Regions from separate parts of the Mus musculus genome. Here region 1 is linked to region 2. The links are chromatin loops, found by intact Hi-C in ENCODE. Cell type or tissue: left cerebral cortex. All regions are shown on one strand. Each heading gives the region's core, and the rest is flanking DNA. Links, peaks and the distances in the headings are about the cores only.

The links. Peaks named below come from ENCODE experiments on the same cell type or tissue, not always from the same donor. Only the 100,000 strongest peaks of a DNase experiment are listed, where the experiment ranks them.
Region 1: a loop joins it to region 2, with 3 times the contacts of the local background. A loop is called at or near these places in 4 of 42 quality-filtered maps.

The regions. Positions count from the first base shown.
Region 1 is chr17:55,441,442-55,450,670 of GRCm38, reverse strand. St6gal2 (beta galactoside alpha 2,6 sialyltransferase 2) reads right to left here and starts at 5,289. Exons shown (of 6, transcript NM_001347403.1): 1 at 4,862-5,289. In left cerebral cortex, for the core only: no CTCF peak of the experiment used is centred there; DNase peaks (open chromatin) are centred at 3,542, 3,752, 4,312, 5,002 and 3 more places; H3K4me3 peaks cover 4,961 bases; H3K27ac peaks cover 4,432 bases.
Region 2 is chr17:55,285,715-55,294,943 of GRCm38, reverse strand. No RefSeq gene overlaps it. Among named protein-coding and RNA genes, the nearest start is that of St6gal2, 160 kb to the left of the region's middle. In left cerebral cortex, for the core only: no CTCF peak of the experiment used is centred there; DNase peaks (open chromatin) are centred at 975, 2,094, 2,443 and 5,058; H3K27ac peaks cover 3,411 bases.

The sequences.
Region 1 (9,229 bases), core at 806-8,805, 160 kb before region 2:
GTCCAGTTTCACAAGGTGATATTAATTGGATTTTTAAATATATATATATATATATATATATATATATATATACATACATATATATATATATACAAACCATAGTTTATATAGTTCACTCCCTCAATAGCAAAAATGAGTTCATTCATTTAATTATATACTATAGATCCATCTTACATTTGAGTGAGCCACCATAAACAAATTCCATGTTATCTTATCAAAGTTTTCATCCACAGTCATATAGAACGATTCATAAAAATCATTACCACCGTGCTTTCCAGGAAGCTACTTCTCAGATATATTTCTAAATAATAAACTACTTGGATTATCTAAGAGGCTCACCTTACCACAATTTAATTTAAAGCCAAGTCCTTTTAGAAGCAAGAACCTCTACTTGAAAAATCTGTACAATTCAAACAGGCAAGATGAATTGTTGGAAACTTAATAAAGCGCTCTCCTATCGGGCTCAAGCTACAAGCAGCACTGAGAAGAACTCAACGTGCGAAGTGTAAAGTTATGAAAACAGTCTGATAATCAACATTGCAGGGCCTGCCACAATGAACTTGCTGATGCTTTACCCAAAATACCTCTAAATGTCTCAAAAGACTACTCTCCGAACATGCTCTCGTCACTACCTGACAACGCAAAGCAAATGCCCAATTCTCTCAAATTTCAACACAATCTCGGCCTGAGAATTTCACTCAGTGTGCCTTGCTTAATATCAGGTAGAGTTTCATTTTAATGCTGCTTGTCTGAATTCTCCAGATGCCATAGCCCATTTACAAAGTTTTAGCTCAAAAATGTCTTTCTGCTTACGGGGCCTCTGAGGGCTCCCGCCTTCTTCTTCCCCCAGTGCACCTGCCTCACCCCACAGCTCAAGCCTGATGGAGGAGGTGGTAATTCACAGTTGCAGCAATCTCTGGCTGGACACAATTTTGACAATGGTTATTTGTGTTCTGGAGAGTGGAGCTCACCCCAGGAGCATTAGCTTTGGGGCAGCTCTGTCAAGACATTTCACTTTTCTGAGGCCCAGCATTCTCACTGTTAAAACAGGGTAATGATACTTCCTCAGCTTGTGGCTTAAGAGCACTCATCCCATGCAAAGCAAAAGGCAAGGTGTGGTACATAATACCTGCAAATCAGTCGCTATTATTATTCTTTGGATTGCTACCTTCTCCTAGGGCTGCCAGGAAAATCGATTTTAAGTACACCAGAACATTAAATTATTGATCTTAAGAATCCAGCACTAGAAGTCAATTTGAAGTAGATTTGGTCTCTGTTGTTTTCCCTTTACAGCTCTGGAGACTGAACTCCTGGTTCAGGGAGACTTCCTCCAGGATAAGTCAAGTGGCTGCAAGGCCACTGGCTGTCAGCTTTCTTGATCACTTTGTTCTTCAAGAAAGATAGCTGCAAAATGGCAAACTCAGTCTTCACATGATTCCATCTCTCCGGGCCCAAATTGCACCTTGAATTTGGAATTCTGTACTCAAGAGGAACACAGGCTGCAGCTTGGGTGGCAGTAGGAGACAGAACAGGCTTACAGAAATCATGCAGAGACAACATGCTTGAGGGTGGGAGCATTTCCTATCGCAGACCCACTCTTCTCCACTGCCCCTGTATCAGGACACACAGGTGGCCGACACTGTGGAGACCTAGCTTCTACCACATGTCCAAGTTAGGATGAACAGCAGTGCTGGACCAGACCACCAGCCCCGGCAAAGCCTGAAGATGATGGCCTTATATCTATCTTAATGCATTCCACATGCAGACTGAGTATATATTTCACACTGCAGCTGTTCACTATCCATTAAATGGGGTGCAGAGAACTTGGAATCATAATATACTTTACATTTGAGACCTAATAAATCCATCTCTGCCCAGTGTTGTAGTCTCTGTGCTGAAGGTATGCTAACCTTTACAAGCACGGCTCAAAAGTGGTACAGTGGAGGGTTTTCAAGAGAGGGGGTGCTTTATTAAAGTGAAGCCATGCTAATTTACTAACAGTAGCTGGTCATTATCCATAACCCATTTAGTCTTTGGCACTCTCATCAATAGTTGGTGCTAAAAACACTGAAAACTGGCATTAATGTGCACTTGTTCCCGCCAGATTCCAAAATTAGTGTCTGACCTCATGAAATTGTTTCTCTTATATGTGATTGTCATCTTTGGTGAAGAATGAGTTTCCAGTTTTAAGGCTTAAAAAAATTTGAAACTTAACATGTAGTGACCAAAACTCATTTTTTGCTTAGACATTAGACCAAGTTGAATTAGACATTAATTTAAACAATTAAATGTTAAGCTCACACTCCAAAATATTCCAAAGAAGGAAAAGCACAATGTAGTGGGAGTAGCATATTACAGTATACTCTAAGAGAAATCTATATCCTATCATCACGCATGAGATATTTTTATTCAGATTATCAGAAACGAGGCAACAGACCTGCAGATTAATTAAAAATTTCCCATGGGATACATGCCTCCAAGCTTTTCTGAGGTTTATTTATCTAAGCAGAAGCTGTACCAGCCCAAGAATATGTATATCAACACTTATGAAAAATGAGTTGATACATTCTACACTAGAGGATAAGAGTTAAGTTGGAATATTATCAAGGTATCTGCACATAATGAGAACAAATCTCAGAAGAAGATGAAGAAAAAATAAAAAGCCCTAGAAACAGGACGTATGGACAAGATTTCTCTGCAACAAACATACAAGCTGATCAGTCTTGATCAGATCTGGCTTGGGTGCACTCAGAAACTCAAATCCATTCCTTCTTGGTTTTTGTCAGGACTAAGCACAAATGACTGCCCCTCCTTCATACTACATCATTTATACATTTCCAGATATTAACATAGCTCAACCTGATTCTTGCAGGTGTGTGTTGTCATCCTTACCTTTACTTTCTAAGTTGTGCATACCACCCGCACCATAAAGGTGGAGCTCGTAGCTCTATCAGAAGAGAAGTACCTCAAAATTCCCCAAAGGATTCAGTTCACAACTCAGGAAGCGTCATTTTCACCAAACAAAAAGGGATAGAGCATGCTCTAATTTCTATCAGTCATAGTGAGAAGCAGGTAAGGACCCCTTCTTTGCATGTCTGAGCATCCTCCTGACTTATAAAATTAAGAACGTTTTCGTCTATTGATGTTGTCTTTACTTCAGTTACTATATTCAACCACCGTTGCTGACAGTCATTTTAACGCATTAGAACAAAGTGGGGAAAAAAAAAGGTTGTCAGTTTCAGAAAAAATAGTGATGGAAAAAGCGGCTAAGGGGCCACACGTTGCTTTCCCTTCAAAAAGAAGAGTCACCCCAAATTTGCCACCCAAACACTCATGAAAAATAAAGGTTGAAGAGGTAATTCCTGTTAGGTCTTGTTTTGTTTTGTTTTGTTTTGCTTTGCTTTGTTTTAATATGCAGAAAGTGTGGTGTTTAAGGCGGCCAAGGCGTCTCCTGACCCAAAAAGGCAGTCCTCAGAAGGGCTACAGTATACTCCTACACACCAGACTGTTCAGTTGTCCAAGAGACAATGATTTCCACCAAACACGACCTATTTCTCTTCAAATTTTCAGCAGAACTGTTCCCCAAAGTTTACCAAAATCCAGGTACACAAACCTCCCCATCTCACAAAGCTTTAGGAATCCAACTCTACTTTATAAGTTATACACCAGGAAACACATAAGGAGAAGCTGGAAGGCAATCACAAAAGTCTCATTTAAATTCCTGGAAAGCACAGCTTCTCTAAACACACTATTCATCTCTCTTTGGAAGGCCTAATTTGCATCGAGCCATGAGTTTAACTCCACTGGCCCCACTGCACCAGTACCATCAAGTCCAAAAAAGATAGATGCCATCTTCTGAATTCAAAAGAATTTATCACATAACCACTCTAAACGGTGGGAAGTAAAACAACCCAAACGCCGAGTTTTTGCCAGTCAAGTGTATAAGAATTAACACTGACTTTAGGAGGCTCCCGAAAATCCCTCTGCACATGAACATTATAGCCACAAAAGGAAGAAGAAAGAAAGAAAGAAAGAAAGAAAGAAAGAAAGAAAGAAAGAAAAGGTAGGATGCTCTCTAAGCTGCAAGCCCGCTAATTTGCATGAAGATGGGTGTGGGAATTTGATTAAAAAAAAAATCTCCACCTTTCACAAGCAAATCACATCAAATCAAACCAATGCACAGTATTTCATCCCCACAGTTAACTATGTCCACCTGTCCAAGTGCAAGCCCTCCTTTCGCTCACCCTGTTGTTTCTCCACATACAGCGCTGGCTTCTGTTCGCAGAGCTTATCTAACTCTAGCTCAGTGCAACTGGCCAAGGAGATTCCAGCAGGATACGGCAGGTCTCAGACCTCACAGACCTGCGTGCTTGTACTCATTCAGTTTGTCCCTACACCTGTGCTGCTACTCCTGTACTTGGAGCCTCAGTAGGATTCCTGAGGGTCACATTTTATCCCCCACTCCCACCCCACCCCCGCAGCCTAGAGGGCAGGAGGGCTTGCCGGGTGGCGAGCGGGCGGGAGGGCGGGCGAGCGAGCGGATGAGCGAGCGCGCACACCACGAGCTCCTACTCTCTCTCGGATGCCCTGGGAAGCTCCGCGGCCACGCTAGGGGCTCAGGCGACCCTGTGTAGGAGCCGTCTCCTTTCCGACAAGGCATGACCGCGTTGCCGCCGGCTGCAGCTTGGCCTCTCAGCAGTGCGTGGCTGCGCTCAGCTCCGCGCTGCGCGCCTCATTGTTCCAATCCGCGTGGCAGTGGCACCTCTGCCGGTGGCCCCGAGGGCAGGCGATCCGAGGCAGCGGGCCTGGTGCTCCGCACACAACCCCGCCTTCCCCGTTCCGATCTACAGCCCGAGCTTACCTGCTGGCTAGGCGCTGGGGAGTTGATCGGCCTCCCGCGAGCGCTCCGGCCCGCAGCTTGCCCCGCGGCCAGCGCAGGCGGGGACGCTCTGGCGACGCAGAGCCTGCCTGTCGTACAGCGATTGCAGACTCCGCTGCGTGGGGCGGCGCGGCTGCCTAAAAAGGCGTGCTAATCCCAGCCGCCACCTTCACCAGCTGAGCGGCTCCAAGGGCTCCCCGAATGGCTTCTGCTCCAAGTACCTGGCACCCGGGCACAGGAATGTCCCGGTGGTGGCCTCTGGAATGCCACCGGCCGCCGGTGGTGGGCAGGGCGGTCTGGGAAGCTGGCCGGGAGGAAGTGAGTCTTTGTGTGCTGGCTTCGAACACACAGCCCTCTGTAGACAGAGCAAAAGCCGGGCTACCTGCGCGCCAGGCAGCTGGGTGGAGTGTGAGAAGCACAGCATCCTCTGGGCCGCTGGCTCCCTTTGTTCAGACTCAGGCCGACTCAAGCCGCCCGCATTCTCACTTTGGCTGCTGCTGAGAAGCGCCCGACAGTGCAGGGACACACTTGGGGACGTGCTGCTTTGAGAGCTTCCCACTTGCCAACTCCATCCATCCATCCAACCCTGGAAAAGGTGATCACATTCTCTCTAGGGCGTAGGGGTGACCAAGAGCGGTGCTGTGGGAGCCGCAGATAGAAAGTATGTGAGTGTGTTCAAGTGCTAATGCCCATTTGTCACTGCAACCCTCCTATTTTTCAAAGGCATCCACAGCGGTCCCTGGTTGTGGGTAAACATGCTTCTCTGAACTTTGCCCCCTTGGATGTGAGTGTTACCTACAAGTTTTCATGCGTAGTTAGAAAAGGACAAGACAAATTCTTCACTGAATGTATTGAATTTGAAGTTCATCTATCTAGTCGAGGTGTTTTGTTTTAGATATTTTAGCTAGTTGTCCAACTTATTCAGAACGCATGGAGTGCCTACTATGTGTTTGGGGCTAGGCATCATGATAGATGAGCAAAACTCAATCTAGAAGTTTACAGACATTTAACAACCGGGAAACTAAACCCACAGAGTAAAATTCATTGTGTGTGGTCAAGTGTACCTGGGCGATGCTTTCTCTGGTTTCCCCAGTTCTGTTAACTGTTTCTGACACTTGGAATTTCTAAGAACTGCCTGAAGGGATGGTCTGTCACTCATTAATTACTGCGTCTTATATATGAGAAATACATACGCTATGGCTAATTCTGTGCTCTGCCCTTTCCCACAATTCACCACGATGGACTCTGCTAGTCACTGAAGTGATGTAAACTGTGACTCTAGGCTTTGTCTTCTGTCTAATGGGTACGTTTGCAAGCACCAGCAAGGTATGCTGCACAAGGTGCTAAAAGTGGATTATACATTCTCTAGTCCTTAAATGTAACAACAAATCAATTCATGTAATAAAAAGCATAGTAGCATCCTTACAATGTTTCACTGCAAAGTAAAAATCCTCAATTTATAACATTTTGGGGGGGGGGTTGAAACAGGGTTTCTCTGTATAGCCCTGGCTGTCCTGGAATTCACTTTGTAGACCAGGCTGGCCTCGAACTCAGAAATCCTCCTGCTTTTGCCTCCTAAGTGCTAGGATTAAAGGTGTGCGCCACCACACCTGGCAATTTATAACATTTCTTACAGACTGTGAATGTTTTTTATCCCATATTGCTATTTTTCAAAAGTACTTCAAAGATGATGCCTTCATGCCTACCTTAAAAACAAAACAAAAACAAAAAACAAAACAAAACAAAACCAAAACACTAGGTGTTCCAAGACAACAATGGACTTTGTGCCTGTAGAAAATTTACCCAGCTTAAAACAAATATGCAAATTGCTGTCATAGAAATGTAAGTTAACTTAGTTTACTATTTATGATCTAAGTAGAGAATAAATGGGGCCGACCTGGAAATCTGTTGCTTCCCAGGTAAATCATGAAGGCAGTTTAAATGCAGAAAACTGTATGTCATGCTGGTTTCTGTCGGAGTGTAATGATAAATGAAATACTTTTCCATGCTTTAGTTGGTCTGCTCGGGGGAATCCTAAACAAGGGTAGACAGGGTTCTTTCCATTGGTCTACTAAAGAGCAATGCTGGCTCTAGAATATTCCTTTCAATTCCAAGTGAATGTTTTTTAAAAAGCCAGGAAGCATTTTAAAATCCATTTTTTCTGTATGTGCTCATATTAACTTGTATTCTGTGTTAAACTCAGGCTTTCTCCATCATCCTTGCCATAACCCATAGCCATACTGCTAATAGACTCTGAAAGCATCACTCAGTATCAGCTTGGTTTGAACACATTCTGTGTCTTATGTGTGTGGTGTCTTTGTCAACAGGGTCTTACCATCAAGGTCTGGAGTAGAACCAGCAGTTGAGGGAAAGAAAACTGTAATATTAAGGGTCTACTGGACCCCCCCCCCCAGTCTAAGAATTCATAAAAAGGAAGCCCCTCCTGGCACAAAACTTTTTACTTATTACTCATTACTCGGTGGTGTCTGGTAGGAGCAGTGTGGCCCCATTATAGAGTAACTCCTTTTAAACTCTTTTTAGATATGTGTATGTTTAAATTGCAAGAAGACTTTGCCAATGTGTTTTTTTTTAAACAAGGACCATGGTGTTAATTATCCTGTCCCATGCTTCTTCCTCTAAACTATCCTTCCATCCCCACCCCATTTAACCTTTCCTGTTTTTTTTAAATTCTGATTCGTATCAACATGTTCTTTCTTCTTGCTGTTGACTACTCACCCCAAAGTTTCAGAACCCTTTACTAATTTTCTGACTTCTGTGGACAATTCAAATGGAGCACACATATCTAAAGAGTTAAGGTGTATTATGTTCCTTTGCCCCAAAGACAATATTTAGAATTTCTTAAAAGTCTCTCCATAAATAGAAAGAGCTATATAATTGTCAATATCTGTGAATCTCAGTGTGATAATCCAATACTTGATGAGCAATGCTCAGACAATAACATCATTAGAATTTCCATTTCTCATACATCTATCACTGGGGACATTCTCATAGCTAGGTTTTCTGTCTCTTTCTTCTCTCTCATGTCATTTCCTCAGTGTGCCTGTTACATATCTTAGAATATTTTTAGAAATTCAAACCATTTTCTAAGTGACTCCCAGGTTGAGCTTGTTCACTGTCTTAGTCAGAGTTTCTCTTCCTGAGCAAACATCAGGACCAAGAAGCAAGTTGGGAAGGAAAGGGTTTATTCAGCTTACACTTCCATCCTGCTGTTCATCATCAAAGAAAGTCAGGACTGGAGCTCAAGCAGGTCAGGAAGCAGGAGCTGATGCAGAGGCCATGGAGGGATGTTCTTTATTGGCTTGCTTCCCCTGGCTTGCTCAACCTGCTCTCTTATAGAACCCAAGACCACCCAGAGATGGTCTCACCCACAAGGGGCTCTTCCCCCTTGATCACTAATTAAGAAAATGCCCTACAGCTGGATCTCATGGAGGCACTTCACCAACTGAAGCTCCTCTCTCTGTGATAACTCCAGCTTGTGTCAAGTTGACACACAAAACCAGCCAGTACATTCCCCATGGTTTAGATACAGATGTACTCACAGCTTTGTTCTCTTTTATTTTTGGGCCATAAACTCAGAGAATCATTTCCTCTCAGCACAGCACACGATGCTACTGTGCTTATTTTCCCCAACACTGGATAATGTTAACTTGCCTATTTGATAAATGAGATGATTATCTACTCTTGCCACTGTGAAGTGCTGTTCACCCCTTTCTAGTTAAATGATACTTTATTTGGGTTGAATTTGAGGTTGCTTCTCCTTAAATCCACTCTCTAATTTTAGTTTACTTTCTAGTCCAACTGTACATGGGTTCTTTTCTACGTTGTTTCTTCTTTCACATAGTCTAACTGGCAATTTCCCTAGGACAAAAAGAAAAAGGTTTCTTCTTCTTCTCTGTTCATAACATGCCTGGGAAAAACATTTCTTGTCTTTGTCAACCAGTTTCAGCATAGAAAGTAAGTAAGTTTTCCTGGTTAATGCAAGAAACTCAGACATGACAGCTAACTCTGAAGCAATTTCCCCATTTGTAAATTGATAATAACAACATCATACCTTAGGGGTGTTCGGAGGATTTAATAAGATGATACTGAAGTGCCTATTTCAGTGCATAATATTGTAACCTTCAACAAACTGAAGGATTGTTAGAATGTTGGGAGGAAGCCCAGTCTGCAAATACAAATATACAGTGAGAAGGTGAGAAGGATGCTTGCTGGGTTGTTCTATTACTAACCGACTCCAGCAGCTGCTTGTCAGATGTCTGTGCTGTAGCAGGCCCACAGTAACATCTGGAAATGAAGAAGAGTGGGCCAATCCATTATTTGGTCTCACTT
Region 2 (9,229 bases), core at 506-8,505:
GAGTCAGTATTGGCTTAATGGAGCTAGCTGAGTCTATCCACCAGATTGGTAAACACAGAAACTAAAACAGTTGTTCTTTGGTATGGCACTGATGATAAATCTAACTGTAATAGAGACATTCCTTATGGCGGATGGTTATCTCAGAAATATGAGCTTATGTTAGCAAGCTCCACCCAGGCGTAAAAGGTAGATATGCTATTTGCTTAAGAATGATGATGTTTGGGCATAGAATCCAAGGCACTAAACAAGGATGCACATCAAATCCTGAGCTGTGTAAAAGAACTAGCTGACCAGGATCTATCTACCAGTTGAAAATACAGGAAAGGAATAGGCACCCTAAGTTGTTTTTCAGAGTATGTCTGGGTCACATCTTCTTTGTTATTCAGGAGAATATGTTCACATCCAGTGGCTGTTTCTCATGGCAAGAAGAAAAGTTTCTAGATTTTGGCTTTCAGGAAAACATTATGGAGGGTTATCAGTTCCTAGACAGAGTGCAGTGAGTATATCTTAGTGGAGCGGGCCTAAGCACACATCCCAAATGTCTCAGCGAAATGATCTTCCCCTTACATCTGAAGTATAGTTTCCAGACCAAGGTAAATATGTAACACAACTGCCGACAGAGACAATTTTCCAGAGAAAGTCTTCATTTTCCTTAGGAGTTAGACATGGTGTAGAAACTATATATATTGGCAGGGAAGAGCCAGGGAGGACCCCCAGCTCTTAGATTCACACATCCAGGAACCTAGCTGAGCTGTTTCTTTTACTGTTCCTTTGCTGTTCATTAGCTCCTGGGAGAGAAAGCAAAGTGCCTTCAACAGTGGCAAGGTTGGGCAAGAAGCTGTGTGTTGAAATTGCCTTTCTAGGACTTTGTCTGTGAAGATGAAGAGTTAAGCCTAATTACTGCTGAGAACCATGCATTCCAACAGTAACTCTCTTCTGCTCCTTTCTGGAAAATGTACAGGTCCTAGAATTCAGTTGGCTCATCTTATATATTTATGTGTCTGGGTGATAATATCTGAATAGGTGGTAAGCACTATTCTGGGTATTTCTGTAAGGCTCCTTTATGAATGAGTCAGTTGACTTTCAGTAGACTGCCAACACACCTGCCAACAAAGATGACTTCTGCAATGCCCTTTAGAAGGTGGGTAGGCTTAATTTAATCAGAAGACAGACCAGATTGAACCAGATCATGATCTCTGTTGTGTCTCCTACTTGATATCCTAACACTCTACAGTTCTTTTACTTTATGGTCTCTATAATTTTTTAGTTATTTTAAAAAATGTTTTCATTTTTATACTGGTTCTGTTTCTCTGGGGTATTCCCTTTTATAGAGCTCTAAGGACAGTGTGCCATCCTGAGCTACTGGGATCTGCTCTGTTACAGGGCTCTCTCCTGCTGGGCAGGGTAAGTCACTCTGACTTAACATGCTGGCAAGTCATCATGACTTGTGTATCTAGATTTTTATTTCTATTTAACACATGGCAAAAAAGGTGAGTTACATGGTATAATGTAAACTATAACACAATAAGACATGGGAGATCCTACCTGGGTTGCTACACATTGCCTCTCCACTAGACACAAAGAGTGTGGTTCCTCCATGTTGAATCTTGGAACAATTGGTTCAGATGGTGTTTGATTTATGGTGAATATATGTCCTAGTGAACATACTATCAGGTGAAAATGTAATACTAACATAAAACTGGAAAAGCAGTTCCATTCTGTAAGTCAATGTAGGTTGTTTTTCCCTGTGACCCCCAGCTGGATGATTAGCTGCCATTTCTGTCCTACCCAAAGTGGTGATAGGGTCTGGTCATATATTACTATTGCAGGAAAATATCCAAGTTCAAACTCTGAATTAGAGTTTCTCCTGAAGGGATACTGCTTCTGCACTATCAAAAGCAAGGACCACCGAGTAGACCTCTGAAAGAGGTCTTATACGCTTTTTTCACACAACCATATCAGCATGGCAAAGTGAAGGCAGCTGGTAGAAGTTGGTGGAGAGATAAGGACAAATTGTCAGCCACAGCCCAAGATGGGCCAGATGGTGCTGAGGGTGAGGAGCAGAAAGATATTCCTCATTTCTGGTCTTCTTTCCCAGAAACTTTTCCTGACTCCCTACAAAGTGAGAATCACTCTTCCCCAGGACCTGCTATCTGGGACTCAGCACCTCCCACAGCCAACTGCATAGCCAAGCATTCCATCTAAGCACCCAAAACTTAAAATGCTCCAAAATCTGAAACTTCAGAGCTGAGCAGATAGAGCAGATTTTTTAAAAATTTATTATTATTCTTATTGTTGTTCTTGTGTCACTTAGTATAGGTGAAATGAAGCTGAGGTGAAGCTTGAATGAACCCTTTACCTGTGCCCTCTGATTTTAGGAGTCACTTACTGTGGAGGTCACTGGACCCCACAATGCATTATTAGTCCCACACTGTCTATGCTACAGATGGTGCCTCTGTGTAGGTTATGATGATGGTGGATGAGGCTACTCTTCAGAGACAGCTGTTTTATTTAAACCACAGACTCTTCACTTGGGCCTGCACACATGATTTTGACTTCAGTATGCTAAAACTCTACCCTTAGATCATGCTGATCCTGGATTTAAGGACAAGGTCTTAAGAGAAGACCTCCACTCATTTTGTGAAGAAATTCTCCTTCCTCAAAGATATTTCATTGCTCAGTGTTCTTTAAGATGGTCAAAACCATCTTAGTCCGGTGTACCATAACAAACACTGAAGATTTTATACAACACCTCTCTTAAGGTTATTGGAAGGCTATATGAACCATATATAAAAACAAAAACCAGTTTTGTTTTTAACTTTGGTGTTACTTTAAGATATTGCATTGTGCAAAAAGATCCAGAATAGAAACAGCTTTAGATACAAATATTTTGGAGAAAGGAATGGTACCTTGGACAACAGAGTGAAGAGTGTTAACACTTGGCATCTTAGATCACACCTTTTCAATCATACTTATTTCAAGTTCATGTAGTTAATCACAGTGCCTAGCACCAAGCATGCTCTTGGGAAATAAGTGTTGCATGAAAGACCAAAAACCTGGCATTGAACAGCTGGCACGAGGTAGCAAATGCTAGGAGTACAATTTAGTTGGGGAAAAAGATGAGGTTATACTTATTCCTGAGTATTTTATTATTTTTATTTATTATCATTTGGTTATAATATTTTCCAAAAGATTCAGAAATGTCAAATTAGCTCAATGTACAGTTTAGATTACCAGCAACTTCTAATCAAGAAATTCTTAAATAAGGAGGATTTTCTACTGTGAATTTATTTTTTAAGTTTTCACACACACACACACACACACACACACACACACACACACACACACACACACACTACACACACACACACACTACACACACACATACATACACACAGACACACACACTGCTTACTATATAGCCTTTCAAAAACAAAGGTTCTATTATAACATTTTCTTAGATATATATCATTATAATATACTCAGAATCTCACTCTAGTCCTCCCTATGTCACCTCTCTTCTTTATTTATTTTTCTCCATTCTTCCTGTTCTTCTTTATCCCTTAAGATAGCTCTTCTTCCATTTTCAGGTTTTAAAACACACATATTGATGCATACATACAGATATAACGTCTTTAATATATTCATGAACATACATATATATAATTGTATATATATGCATATATATATTAACATAGATTTTGTACAGAATATAAAGTTCATATTGTTTTATACTAAAACCACAAAATATTCTGGAGGCCATGGAGATGAAGGAGAGAAAAATAAAGATTGTTTTTATGAAAGGTGGAGTTAGGCTAAAAGAACAGAAATAGAATCTGAGGGTGGTAGAGTCCTTGCTCCAAGCTGTGCCCAGGAAGCCCAATGTCTAATTCCTGGACAGAAGGATCCTGGTTTCAGAGCAGGTTTTCTTTCATTGGTGGCTGTCTTTGAGACTGTTTCTTCTGAGGCCACCAGCAATAAAAGCTGTCATACATTGTATCACATTCTTACTGCTCTGTGAACACAAGACTAATCTCTCTACAGTCAGGTCTGTAATAGTTTGACCTTACACAGAACAGCCCTTTTGGATGGATAACAGGTTTAAAAGAGCAACATGAAACAACCCTAGAATGCTTTGGCAACTGGAAGGCCAACTTCAGGGGAATGAGGGAAACAAGGCTTTCTTTCTTTTTTTAATTTGTGTTCTAGACGCACACGCACACGCACACGCACACACACACAGAGGGAGATGATGGATAGATAAATAGATAGATGGATAGATGATAGATTCATAGAGAGATCTTTCCTGCTTTAATTGCTCAGTTTTAAGCAACTCTCTCTCTCTCAGTGTAAGTTGCAAGAAGCTCTAGTCCACAACATCTTTCCAGGTGGTTTTTTAAAAAATAAATATGGGCTTTATATTTCTCCAAATTTTAAATACTGAGTCAACAATAGCACTTCTTTATCCTCCTTCTCTCTCTCCCAGCTTCTCCATCCTTTCTTTCTCTTCACTCTTCCTTTTTCTTCTTCTCTCCCTTTCCTTCTCTCTCATTTCTCGCTCCTCTCCTTTTCTCTTTCCTCCTATTTTTCTTGCCATGTTCTCTTTGCAGTTATCCCACAACTCTCAGAGTGATGTTGGCATTCACTGCACTGAGTGATGGATGAGTACATCAGTGGAGAATGGCTGAGCGAAAAAAAAAAAGAGGTTTTTCTGTTCCCACTCCCAGAATTATATAGCTACCTATGTGTTTGTTACTTTCTGCCATTTGGGAGGGCAGCTTATATCTTTCAAATCATCACTTCTTATTACGAGGTTGTTATTGCACCTTGGCACCTCCACAGGTAACTGAATCCTCACTTGCTGTGCACCTGCCACCAGAAGAGATTTAGAGATATGTAATTCTGTTCTTCAAGTGTCTTAACACAGTTAAGTATTGCGATAGTGAAGGTACCTGTGTGGACTTGGTATGGACAATGACACTTTAAATAACAGAGGTTATTTTCTGTTGCTCCTACATGAAAACCATTCATGCTGCCACTGTATCTGCGGCTTAGCGGCTTGGCTGTGTTTTTGTACTGAGCACTCTCTTAGCAGAAGTGGCCTCATGAATCATACTGCATATGACAGAATGGGAGGAAAGTGATAGACATGGCATTATCTGCTGGGAGGGATTATAGAAAAAAAACTTAATTAGAAATTGGGAGTGACAAATGGAGGATGTTTGGCTTTTGTTATTTTATCATCATTGTACCTAATATCTACCCATTTGAGAAAGCCCAGAGACAAAATGCTTCAGGTAGCATAAAGCCTTGTAGTCTATCATGTATGGGGCTCAGAGAGATTTGTAAGAAAATCATTTGTGTGTGCTTTTTCAGTTACTGCTACATGGACTTTATAATATTTATGATGTCATTCAGACCTAGAACAGACAAAGAGAATGCAAAAGGTCTACTCGGATGGGATGTGTCATTTGTGGGCATTGTTTAAAATACAAAGCTGAATCTGAATCTTCTCTAAAGAAAATATGATGCAAAAACGTAAAGTATAATTTTCTTTAATGTGCAAGAAGGAGGAGCAGCAATGACATGCACATGCCCAGGTCATCTAATGTGGCTCCCATGGGACCATCAAGAAAATCCCTGAAGCTCTTCCATGGGGTGAAATCAAAGAGAACTATGAAACCTGTGTGAGCGCACACTTTAAGGGTCTTCTTCACTGGGCAACGACTGGGAAAGAAATCAAGTGCTTTTGTATCCTGAGAACAGCTATAAAGAACAAGGTGCACAGCATATCTAGTGATTGAAAGCCCTTGCAGAAGTGAACTTAATGCAGCCCCTGAACTCCAAAAACAAAGGATCCTCCTAGTCTGCACTGACAATAAACCAGCACATCCACTGCTCTTGCTAGAATGGGTAAAAACAGCACTGTTTTAGGATGAAAGGGACTTGCCTGAACTGGTGGCTTTATTTTGAGATTTAGGTTCCCTGGGGAAAGTGTTGGCATAACTAGGGGACTTTCAATAATTACAATCTTGCTGTAGCAATTACTTTGGATCTCCAGGCTTTCAAAGCTGCCTCTTTGAGGGAAACCTTGGCTAATTAAGGCCGAAGTCCTCCATGACCAGCCAGCCTCTGAGCTTGGTACAATATGGGAAATTCCCTCCAATAGCAGTTTCTCCTTCTCTGATGTTGTCTGGGGAACTCTAAGCCTCCTCCCCCTACCTGAAGAATGTTGAATAGCCTTAGTTAGATTACAGGATCAATTAATTATCCTTTTCCTGATAAGAACCTGCCCAGCTTGCAGCTGAGATTCCTAAAATGCTTCTCCATGCTAATGAGGCATTTTGATGTTCTTACCCTCAGTCCCGTTAAACTTTAAAAGTTTTGAATCACGCAAAGTAAAGTTGATCTGTTCCCTGATAGCTGGTCTGGTGTCTTCTCCTGGGGCTTCCAACTATCCTTCACACCCATCCCCACACCCATCATCTCTGCTCCCACTGCCCTCTTAGACTGTATCAGCTGAGGATCTAGAAGAGTGGAGAGAACTGCTCCTCTTTCAAAGAGACCAGGCAAAATAATTCTGGAATAGCAGCAAAGCAGATGATGTGGGACTGAGCTATTGTGTTTTTGTTGTTTTCTGGGAGTGAAAGATACAACCACTTGCAATGTGAGACTGGGGGTGTAGAGTTTCAAGGTCCTGGCAGACATGTGTTGATGAGCACAGTCAGTCTTATTCAGAGAGGAGCACACACTGACCTCCATTAGTTTAGGTGATGCTTGCCAAACAAGGTTGGTGGGCTCCTTTATCAGCAGCTGAGAACTATACTTTCTGCAGATTTTTAAATGTTTATATTCATAACATTCATATGCAGGTTTCCATTTGCACATTGCAAAGGGGAGGAGGAAGATGGATCAGACTTGTGAGTGGTACAAGCTGAAGGAGTGATTCTTGTAACTATAGTGTGTCTGATAAGTATAGTGAAGCAGAAAAGATGTGGCGATTTCATCTTTACAAGAACCAGGTTTTAATGCCAGCTCAATTATTTCTAGGTAGGCATTTATTGCTGAGTTATTTTTATGTTCTCATTTCAATTTTCTTTTCTTTTTTGTGAATTGGAAAGAAAATTGTTACCCACTCTACATGATTTTTAACGATCAAAAACTGAGTAAACTACGTGCCGAGTAATATGTCTATAAGTAGGAGTAGCTGCTATGCTGGATTATTTTGCCTGATGACACTCAGATATTTGAAAAATCTGCCACTTTACTTTGCAGTCTTACTTATTGATTTTGTCATCTATAGATGTCATAAAAAGAACATAAGTTGAAAACAGAGCTGATTTAACCACTGAAATATTTACTGACCTCCCTGTGTTAGTTTGCCTTTCTTTTTTTGTCAATTATGCTATTACTTTTTTCCATTTATTTAGGAAAAGTCTGCATTGTTGAAGACAGGTTATTAAACCACTTCATAATTTCAGAGAAGACATCCATTTCTACAAGCTAACATTCAATTATTCCCTCTAGCCCAAATAGCTAAAGGGTAAACAGAGAAGTTCATACGTCTCTCAGCATCTCAAAGAAGCCCTCTATTGTGTTTCATTTTTGTTTAAGCAGTTTTTAAAAATATTGGTATAATGTGCATATTGTCACTCTTATCATATTTGTGGTTTGAGTGACACCTTGGTGTGTTGGGAGCATTTGCAGTGCTGTGTGACCATCACAACTGTCCATTCTCCAAGCCTCTTTATTACCCCTACACGAACTCAGTCCACTGAACAATATTTTACTGGACTCTTCTCTCCTCTTGACCTCTACAAACATTGTTAGGCTGACTCTCTCTCTATGAACTTAGCTTCACTAGGCATCTAACAGAAGTAAAATCATTTGTTATTTGTCCAATTATGAGTATTCTATTTTACATAGCATGTTTTAAAATCTACTCATACAGAATACTTACAAATGTTTCATTTTATCTTGAGGCATCTGGTAATTCATTCATTCATTCATTTACGGCATGATAGTTCTTTCTAACTTTTGGTTGCTGTGTTTAATGCTGTTATGGAGAATAGAGTCCTTATGTAGGTTGTGTTCTTGAGTTCAACTAATTTGGCTGTTTATACCCGGAAGTGGAACAGTGTGGTCATATGATAATTCCATGTTCCAATTTTTAGCAAGTCACTTGGAAGGCTGAATCATTTTAGACTCCTATCAATAACCAATACTTGTCATTTTTTGTTTTGGGTAATGGTCATACTATTTGGTATGAAGCACAGAACATTTTTTGCCTTTACATTCACACCCTTGTACATGTTTGTGTATGTACAAGTGTACACACACACACACACACACACACACACACACACACACACACACACACATGGAAGAAAGAAGGACAGGAACATTTAAGTTTGAATTGCCCGTTGCACTGTTGAAATCTAGAGTTCTTTATATATTCTGCATACTGTTCTTTATTAGGTATATTCTTAGCAATCATGCCTTCTTATTAATTCCTTTAATAATGTCCTTTTCTAAAAGAATTTTGGTGAAGCTATACTTATCTCGTTTTTGTTTTGATTTACTTTTTATTTGCTGTTGCCTATTCTGTTCTAATGACTAAGAAAACTAAACCCAGGAATTTATTAAACACTCCCAATGAACCTTTGAGAAAGGAAAGCTTTCTCTCTAGTGGTATTGATATGAGCCACCGGCTGTGCAGAGTGACCTTGCTGGTCTACCTAATGGGTGAGTGGGTCTTCTGTGTCCACATTCTTAGATAATACAGAGCTTCTCATGAGCTGTCACGTGGGGACTTCAGTTGCACAGTAAGGACCACTGTCATCACACTGGCTTTGTGCTCCTAGCAACCTTAGACAAAGGCCCCAGTGATTCACTAACAGATTTAATAGTTGCTTCATTTCACTCAAGCAAAATCAATACAATTAGACAAATAATCACATGCAGAAGATGCTGGCATATGTTTATGATAGTTTTTAATCCCTGTTTTAATAAACCAATTCAGTGTTTTTAATATGAAATTTGTTAGATATTCTACAATGATAACATAAAACATTAGCCCACTGCTAATTGACGGCTCTAATCCTTAGTGCATATTTATTTTCCTTAGACAGCATTACTTTTTTTCCCTCCCAAAAGCAAGTCATAAATTTCTCATTCTTCAAAGTTACTCAAATTGGATTACATGGCTCCTACCGTACTATTATTCAGT